Linked DNA regions of Homo sapiens: region 1 is linked to region 2. The links are chromatin contacts, found by Hi-C in ENCODE. All regions are on one chromosome and are shown on one strand. The core of a region is the stretch at or near the end of the contact, and the rest is flanking DNA. Distances in the headings are between cores, read along the strand shown. Region 1 holds the start of IPO7 (importin 7). Region 2 holds the start of NRIP3 (nuclear receptor interacting protein 3).

The links. Hi-C counts contacts between places; a loop is a spot of excess contacts on that map. Pooled maps may share reads with other maps.
Region 1: a loop to region 2 is called in a map of chondrocyte, with 2.2 times the contacts of the local background. The contact joins the promoter of IPO7 here to the promoter of NRIP3 in region 2. A Hi-C loop is called at or near these places in 2 of 168 maps with a recorded cell type or tissue (chondrocyte and endothelial cell of umbilical vein) and 8 of 50 pooled maps.

Annotation. Positions count from the first base shown.
Region 1 is chr11:9,382,269-9,387,133 of GRCh38, forward strand. IPO7 (importin 7) reads left to right here and starts at 2,384. Exons shown (of 25, transcript NM_006391.3): 1 at 2,384-2,579. The coding sequence starts at 2,496. RefSeq lists an enhancer at 2,386-2,901.
Region 2 is chr11:9,001,798-9,006,306 of GRCh38, forward strand. NRIP3 (nuclear receptor interacting protein 3) reads right to left here and starts at 2,204. Exons shown (of 7, transcript NM_020645.3): 1 at 1,965-2,204. The coding sequence starts at 2,138. NRIP3-DT (NRIP3 divergent transcript) reads left to right here and starts at 2,291. Exons shown (of 3, transcript NR_183663.1): 1 at 2,291-2,746. RefSeq lists an enhancer at 1,381-2,300.

The DNA.
Region 1 (4,865 bases), core at 1,134-3,633, 380 kb after region 2:
GACAAGGTTTCACCATGTTAGTCAGGATGGTTTCGATCTCCTGACCTTGTGATCCGCCCGCCTCGGCCTCCCAAAGTGCTGGGATTACAGGCGTGAGCCACCGCGCCCGGTCTTTTTTGTATTTTTAGTAGAGAGAGGGTTTCACTGTGTTAGCCAGGATGATCTCGATCTCCTGACCTCGTAATCCGCCCGCCTTGGCCTCCCAAAGTGCTGGGATTACAGGCGTGAGCCACCGGGCCAGGCAATTTTTGTATTTTTAGTAGAGATGGGGTTTTGCCATGTTGGCCAGGCTGGTCTCGAACTCTTGACCTCAGGTGATCCCGCCCACCTCAGCCTCTCAAATTGCTGTGGTTACGGTTGTGAGCCACCATGCCCGGCCTAAATTAGGAATAATTCTGTCTTACTTCCAGTACTTCCAGGCACAGTGGCTGGCATATACAAGGTAGTAACATTGCAAAACCCACCGCTTCAGGGAAAGGCTTTCGTGAGCCTTTCCTTCTCTTTTTTTTGTAAATTAAAAACAATAAGTGATCATTTAACACATTGTATTTGAAGGCTTATAATTAATTTTAAGTATATCTGTTTATATAACTTTGTTACAATAATAACAGATATGAAAGGAAATTACTCCAAATCTCACCATCCTGTTAATAGAAAATAAATTATTTTCATTTGCTAACCTTGCTTTTCAGTCTTTGTCCATGTTACAAAGCTATATCCTTCCATAAATACTTTTTTGTTATATTTTTTAATGGCTGTGAAATATTTAATTTACTGGATTCTTGCTATTTGCTTAACCAGTCCTATATTGTTCAACATTTCTCTTCAGAGGCAGAGTGATTTAGTGGAAACAATGGAAAGTTTGAAAACAAAGATCTTAGGTTTGAAATCTTAGTTGAACCTCTTACTACGTGACCTTGGGTAAGTTATTTAACCTTTCTAAAACAAACTTTTTCTTGGCTGTTATAAAAGAGGACTTTTTCTTTCTTTCTTTCTCCCCCACCTCCCTCTTTTTTTAGAGATGGGGTCTCGCTATGTAGCCCAGGCTGTAGCGTAGTGGCTACTCATAGGCACGATCTTAACAGGCTGTCACCTTGAACTTCTGGTCTCAAGCAATCCTCCTGCCTCAACAGGAGGATTACGCCTGGCTAGGAAGGTGTCTTTTATTTTTATTTATTTATTTATTTATTTTTGAGATAGAGTCTCGCTCTGTCACCCAGGCTGGAGTGCAGTGGCATGATCTCGGCTCACTGCAAGCTCCACCTCCTGGATTCACGCCATTCTCCTGCCTCAGTGTAGCTGGGACTACAGGCGCCCACCACCACACCCGGCTAATTTTTTGTATTTTTAGTAGAGACGGGGCTTCACCGTGTTAGCTAGGATGGTCTCAATCTCCTGACCTTGTGATCCGCCCACCTTGGCCTCCCAAAGTGCTGGGATTACAGGTGTGAGCCACCGCGCCTGGCAGGAAGGTGTATTTTAATAGGGATTATGCTTTTACTCTGCATTAAGAGGTGATTTATATGAAGTCCCAACTAAAATTTGGATACTCAATAAAAAGCCATGATTTCAGTATTTGGTAATTACTAATACGTAATGTGATAAAAACCTTTCACACATAAAGTTCATTTAATCTTCCGTGTTATTGCCTTAGGATAAAGTCTCATAAGTGGAATTACTGGGTCAGAGTTTAAACATTTCGTTTCGTTTTGTTTTTTTGAGACGGAGTTTCGCTCTTGTTGCCCAAGCTGGAGTGCAATGGCACGATCTCGGCTCACTGCAACCTCCGCTTCCCGGGTTCAAGCGATTCTCCTGCCTCAGCCTCCCTAGTAGCTGAGACTACAGGCGCGTGCCACCACGCCCGGCTAATTTTTTGTATTTTTAGTAGAAACGGGGTTTCGCCGTGTTAGCCAGGATGCTCTCGATCTCCTGATCTCGTGATCCGCCCGCCTTGGCCTCCCAAAGTGCTGGGATTACAGGCGTGAACCACCGCGCCCGGCAGTTTAAATATTTTAGTGGCTATCAGAAACACATCTCAAATTGCTTTTCAGAAAGTTTCCTTCAATCACGCAGCCATTAGCAATCGATTGCACCACACACTGTATCTGACTCCCTTTATGAACATTGTGGATATAGTATGTGAAACCTTTTGTAACTGATTGTTTTGCTTTTCTTTTTGTGGAACTTGAACATTTTTCGTTTTTGAACAGAAAGACTTGTCTGTAGGAACGACAGCTCAGGCAGCCACGTGGGCTGCGGACTGTGTTTGTGGACTACATCTCCCAAAGTGCTCCGCAGGCGCGCCCACAGGAAGTCGCCGGAGCATCTCCCGCCTCCACGCCGAGGCGAAGAGGTTCTATCCGGGGCCTTGGCGCTTCTCTTTCCTTTCGCGCCGGTTGCCGCTGCGGAGCGCGGCGGGTCCATGTGCGCAGTGAGTGGCGCTATTCCTGGCCCAGTAGCACCCGAGCCCCGGGTTTGACCGAGTCCGCGCTGCGATGGACCCCAACACCATTATCGAGGCCCTGCGGGGCACTATGGACCCAGCCCTGCGTGAGGCCGCGGAGCGCCAGCTCAATGAAGTAAGGACGCCCGGCTAGCGGTGGCGGCGGGCAGGCGGGTGGGCAGAAGTGGCAGGCCGAGCCCCCGGGGCCTGGCCGGAGGCGCGGACGACGTCGTTGAGGGTCCCAGCAGGAGGGTGGGGCGGACATCTGACGGCGACTTCCACGCCGGGGCGCCTCGGTGTGGTGTGGTGGTGGTGGCTGCAGCCAAGGCTGCCTTTGCTTCGGATCCTGAGCTGGGCCTCTGGCTGCGGTCTAGGCATGAGGAGCCGGCTGAGGCGGGGCGGGCGTGACGGGTTGGACACATGGCTGGCTCGGGTGGCTGGCCGACCTCTGGCTCATTCCCAGCTGGTTCCTCACGTCCAGGAGGGGGCGAAACTTACTGGGAGGTTTTTCAGATGTTTCTGAGACCAGTCTCGCCGTCGCAGGGTTTGGAAGGGCTCCTGGGAATGCCGGCTGGTCCTTTGGGGGCTGCGCCTGTCATCCTTGTCACTTTGCTGGGCTGATCAGTGGCCTGCCTCGGGCACAACTTCCTCCTCTCTGGCTGAGTTGCTAGGGAAGGCTTTCAAAGGCAAGCCCGCGCCTCCTTGGCAGGATAGGAGTAGTGCGGGACACTCACAGAGTCTGATCCCTGCTTTTCCGCTGTCCTAATGCTTCAGTCGGGGAGCTGGCTTATGTAGTGGGAAGGATCAGGTGAAGTGCACCCTTCTAGGTATAGCTGCACCATTGATTCCTTGAGTGACCTTGGGCCAGTCGCTTAACCTCTTGATCCTGAGTTTTTCCCATTCATAAAATTACGCCACAGAGTTGCTGTGACAGACAGGTGAGATAATGTTAAGTCTGAGTGCCTTGGAACATGCTGAGCTCCTTATCAGTTCAGATATTGCATTCTCTGAAGGTTTTTTTTTTCCCCCATATTTTGTGGGGACCGCTCCTTGGAAAACAGCTTAATTGCATGAATATTTATTGTACTATCTCCAGTGTCATTCTTTGTTTCTAAACTTTTGCATTTTTACGTATTAATGATCAGTATTTTAAATCCTTCTTAAAAGGGCTGCTGTAACTTTTCTGCCAGTTAGTAACTGTCCTTCAGCATGCTGCTGAATCTGCCAGCTTTACTGAACTTTAGTGTACATTTTTTAACTGAAAAAGAAATCACACTTTAAAATAGAAATTCAACTATTTTATGCGTCTTTTAGCTGGTAAGTAAATAATTTAAAAACATTGTTTATATTGACTTACCAGAAACAGCAGAAATATTACTAACTGGACTTTCAGTGTAAAGGGCTGCACTAGAGATCCCTGCCCTCACGGAACTTACAGTTCAAGAAGACTACCTACAGAGTTTACACAAATTAAATGTAAAATTATTTCAGAATGTTAAATCTATTTTATATGTAAATGAGATCATTATTATACCACACAAAGTGATGATTACATGTTCAAATTTTTAGACTCAGAGTCACCTTGGGAGGAGCTTAGATTTTTTTGGATATAAAATAGTGAGTTGAACCGTATTACCATTTTGAACCATTACCAAACTATGGAAGGAGCAATGGATCACTTTTTGTTTTGATTTGCTTAGTGATAGACATGGGTTAAGTTGAAAATTATTTTGCTTATTAAATAGTAATGCAGTTACAAGCCTAGAAAAGCTAAAAGTTTAGTCATGGTCATTTCTACCATGACTTTGCTCTAATCGCGTATTATTTTGACTAATTATACTTGCATGTAATTATTAATTTTAAAAGTGAGTACTTGAAGAGTTGGTTTGCTTCTACAAAAATGGGGGAAATAATACTTCCTGAAAATCTGAAATTCATTTATTCCTCAAATAGACATTACATGTCTAGTATATGCACTAACATCTTGTAGTAGAAACCTGGGGTATTTCACAAGCTAGTTTTTGGAAGATAAACAAATGATCAAAATAGTATTCAATGCCTTTTTTACTTAACCATTAAACTACTGTTTTGGAATACTGTCAAACAGTGAACACCGCTAATCTGTCAAAGAAAATTTGTTACATGGCCTTTATTTTTGTAATCCTTAACTATTTACATTTCATACATTTCTTTCAATTATAACACCTAGATTTTTAAATATTCTTCCTAAGGTAAATTTTCTATTAGTATATTTACTTTCATTCCATTTTAATACACTACTTCTCCCTCTCCCTTCTTCCATTTAAATATTTTTTGCTTTGACTTTCTTGTGGCAGAACATTGATTTGGGAGACAGATCTCAGACAAGTCTTGAATATTGTTAAGAATGAGGAAGTAACATTTCTGAAAGGCTCTTGCTTTG
Region 2 (4,509 bases), core at 954-3,453:
TAACCTGGCTGTTCTGTGCAATCACTTGTACATTATAGGTGTGAAAACAGTGAGAGAGGGAAATCAACTCCATGACGGTGGGGCACAGAAAGCGTGAACCATGATTCAGAGCCTTACAGTCAACTGTCATGTGTATGTGTCATACTCAAGGCAATATCCTGCTTCTTGAGGCTCCTTCCTCTTTGCAGCCTGCTGCCTGTGCTGTATGCTATCAGCCCTTTGTGACTCAACTGAGACAGACTAGAGTCAGAAAAGCGGATGGAATTCTTACACAGCATGAAGTAGTATAAGAAATCCTAGGCAGAAGGAAGTTCAGGTAGCTCTCAGGGCTAGGAAACTCCTCGACAACGAGGGACAACCAAATCCAGCATTTAAAAACTCTGTATTTTAATTCTTCTCTTAATATAATACTTCCTTCTTTATTGATTGCTGAGCATTCTAGGAACTAGGATAGGATTATTTGGCCTGAAGGAAAGAATACTTCTCGAACCTGATTTGTTAAATGAATCGAGATTGCTTTAAAGTGAAAGAAGGGAAAAGAGAGTTATCTCTTTTGCAGGAGCACATTTCAATCACTTATCACTCTGGGTTAGCATAAATCAGATAAACTATCCTGTGGGTTGTGCAAAAAGCAAAACAAAACAAAAAAACACAACTTGTAAAAAAAACAGAGCAAGATAACTGAAGTAGACAAACTCTGCACAGAAGTAACTAATGGCAGGGAGGAGAAAAATTTTTGTATATTATATTATACTGTGTATAATATAATGTACCTGTGTATCATTAGAGCTGTTAAATTAAAAAAAAAAAAAAAAAAAAAAGGAAATGGATGCAGAAGCTCTGCCCTCCTGGGGCCAGAAATGGCAATTTCAGTGAACTAGGGCCGACAACCACATCCAAAATTAAATATTTCAAAAGCTTAAAATAAAAAATACTAGAAAAATTATGCAGAGCACCTATTTCATTTGTTAAAAGACATTTAATTAGTGTTTCACATATTACCACCCAAATGAATAAAGCGATTGTGAAATTCAAGAAAACAATCAAACTACAAGAAAACTCCAGATAAAACTACAAAGTTAAACATAAACTTGGCCCAGGACCACTACAGTGGCTGAGGGATGACAAATACAGTTCTTTATATTGGTAACCCTTAGCCATCCATCCCATTCTATAGAAAGAGGACAGTACCATCTTTGACCCCAGGCCCCCTGTCCTGAGGTGCTTCTACTTAATGCCAGGAACAACTGTGCTAGAAAAAAAGACTGCACCCACCCCAGCTCCAGATGCACACATTAGCTGGTCGGTGAGATGCAGCAGCCTGGCTTCCTCCCTCTACCCACTCCTTGGGGGCGGGGCTGGAAGAGGAGAATGATGAAGAGATGTTGGGGGTTCAGGAAACCTTCACATTTGGCCCCTTTTCTCTCTCCCCACTCAGGATGGAAGGTCAAAGTTAGGACCAAAACTAGAGAAGTGGGTTTTGCATAGGGGGACAATGGATTCAACAGAAGTCCTCTGGATCTGGCAACTGTCAAAAAACCCTCTTTCCACTTCTTTCCCCCTCACGGAAAGCCATTAGGAATCACCTCTGTCTGGGTCATAGGAACAGCCACACAGCATAGGAGGCACAAGCCCCGTGAACAAAATTCGGTATTAAGAATAAGGAAAAAGAAAGAAGACCCGAGGGCAAGAGGGCAGGGCAGGACCTCTTCTTTCTACTGGAGAAGAGACATCCAGGGAGGAGGCACAGCCGAGGGGAGCGCAAGCTAGAAAAGCTACGACGGAATCCCCACCGAAACCGCAGCAGGGGTACTGGAAGGGGAGGAATCCGCGACGCAGCGACCGCGAGCCAAGGGCAGCGGCGGGCCGGGCCGTGACTCAGTGAAAGCCGCAACGGCCGGGCCTCGGAAAACGGCGGGCGCGAAGCCGCCGGGGCCGGGGCGAGAACGGCGGCGGGGGCTCACCATGTCCTTGGACGAGCCCAGCTTCTTGAGGCCGTCCAGGGGCAGCAGGTCGGCGGAGTCCTTGTGGATGAACTGCACCGCCTGCTTCATCCGGCGCTGCTGTCGCAGTGACGCCGCCTCCCGCATGTCGGTCTCCTTGCGGCCGCCCTCAGTGAGGAGCCCTGAGTAAAACATCGCTGAGGCGCCGGCGGCCCGGTAGCCCACAGCCCCCCGGCAGCCTCAGCCTCGAGCTCCTCCAGCGCCGCAAGGGCCCCGAGCCGCGCCTTTTATAGCCGAGCGTGACGTCGCGGGGAGCAGCCAGTGCGCGCGCGGGGGGCGGGGCCGGCACAGAGTCCACGCCCCGCGCGGCTCCCTCGCGTCCCGCGTCCCGCGTCCCGCGTCCCCTGCTCACCCGGTGGCAAAGCCGGCGAGGAGGCGGCGGCGCTGGTGGGGACTGACCCGGCAGTCCGAGAATCCACCGCGGCCTTTTCACCCAACCGCCCCCTCCTGCGTGGGGGCCCCGCATCCCCTGGACTGGCGTGGGCTCTGGGGCCCGATGCCCTGGCAGCCCCGGCCATCTCTGCCGCTGGCCGCGGGTACCTGCTCACCTGTCCACGCCGTGGCCGACCCGGGGATCACCGACAGCCGGGCCATGCCTCGAGTCCCGCCGCCCGCGCCGCTGCTCGGCTTCTCAGAAACGCACCTCCACGCCGCCAGCCGGGGCTCCAGGGTCCACCGCCCGGGCCCGGAGGACTGGCGACTCCCTCCGAGGTTGGGAGCGCTCCGGATTTCTCCAACTTCAGGTCGGTCCCCACCCACCGGGCCACGTGACTGGGGAGGGGGCAGCCGGTGCAGGCGTGTGGAGGAGGCTTTCGGGACCTCCTCCCCCGGGCACCCTCTGCCTGCAGCCCGGCACCCGGCCCGCGTTTCCGAGCCGGGGGAGCAGGTGCAGTCGGAAGCCCGCGGGTGGGCGTGGGGCGGGGGAGTGGCGAGGGTCCCCCGCCTCCGCGGGAGCGCACGCGGCTGCGAGCCCTACACCTGCTCTCCGACCAAAGAAGCACCTGTTTTTCTCAATAAGTGCTAGGGCTTACCATCTAAAGGATCGTTCACCATCCCTCCAGCGTCCTTAGTAGGAGCGATTGGAACCCGTTTTTCTTCCTGAATAATCCATACTTTTAAGCCATTCTAATCGGGCCTTCAGGCATCCTGGATTCTGGTCTCGACATTGTGATTTGACACAAATCACGTTTTCACTCTGGAAACCACAACTACTCCCTCCACCCCATCACGCAGGAGCAGACCTGGATAAGAAATATGTGCACTCTGCAAAGAACCAATGATAAAAGTAACAATATCGACGCTTACTGAGCCTTTACTATGTGCCAGGTACTAGACTAGACACTTAAAATGCAGTATCTCATTGGATCCTGGCAACAGCTTGTAAGATAGTATTCTCATCACCCCCATTTTACAGGCAAATACCTGATACCTTCTGTCTGGCCTCCTGAATGCTCCTTGGTTCCATTCCAATACGTTGTTCACTGTGCTGCCAGAGTAATCTTCTCAAACGATAAGTGTGATCATCTCACTTCCCTGCTAAGAGCACCTCAAAAGGCTTCCTATTGCTCTTAGGAGAAACCCACATTCTTGCATGGTCTGCCTAGACCCTGCATATTCACTCTGTACTTCAGCCTCATGGGCCTTCTTCCAGTTCCTTCCAGTCACCTGTTGCCAAATGGCCTGCCTTTGACTGTCCTGTTCCCTCTGTGTGCAGTGCCCCCTCCTACCCTCTTCAGGAAACTCCTATGCTTCTTCCAGACCTCAGCTCCATTATCATTTCTTTAGGAAAGCCTTCTCTGACCTTCCAGAGAGAGTGAAGTCTCTCTAATTATATACTATCTATCTCTTGGGCATTTGACACTTTCTGTGGGGGTAGGGGTAGGGGGGTACTGGTTGTTGGATTAATATTTGTCTCCTCCACTGATTGGAACCTCCAGGAAGGTGACTGAACCCATTTTTTGCTTAGCATTGATGCCCTAATATGCAGAGGGTTCTCAAATACTAGTGAAAGGATGGCAAAAAGTTAAGGTCGTACCAAAGAAATCAAGTGGTAAAGCTGGCATTTACTCCCAGAACCTGTGCTGGACTACCTAGACCTGGAGAGACTGGGTTTGGCCTCATGAAGCTGCTTCTTTTACTCTGTTCTGCCTTCAACACTTGCCCCAGTTTCAAAGACTGTTTGTGGGAAAACAAATACAGAAGGCTGCTCACTTGGCTTCAAGGAAGCCCCAGGGCTGGATTCCTCCCTGTGTGCCCATCCCCTACTTTCCCCTACACACGGAGGACAGAGTCTCTAGGAGACAGGTGGGATTGCTGTTCACCTTCCAGTCCCCTGGCACACTTCCAGCAGTGAACAACAGTGGCTGCCCTGGCCCCTTCTGTCCCATCACCTGGATCCCTGCCTGATCACTCCTCCAGGTGCAGATCACCCAGGGAACAGTGAAAGTCAGCTTTGCCTTGTCCGTCTAGGAGAGGTGCCTCTGAGTTTGGCAAAGCATCAGGGCAG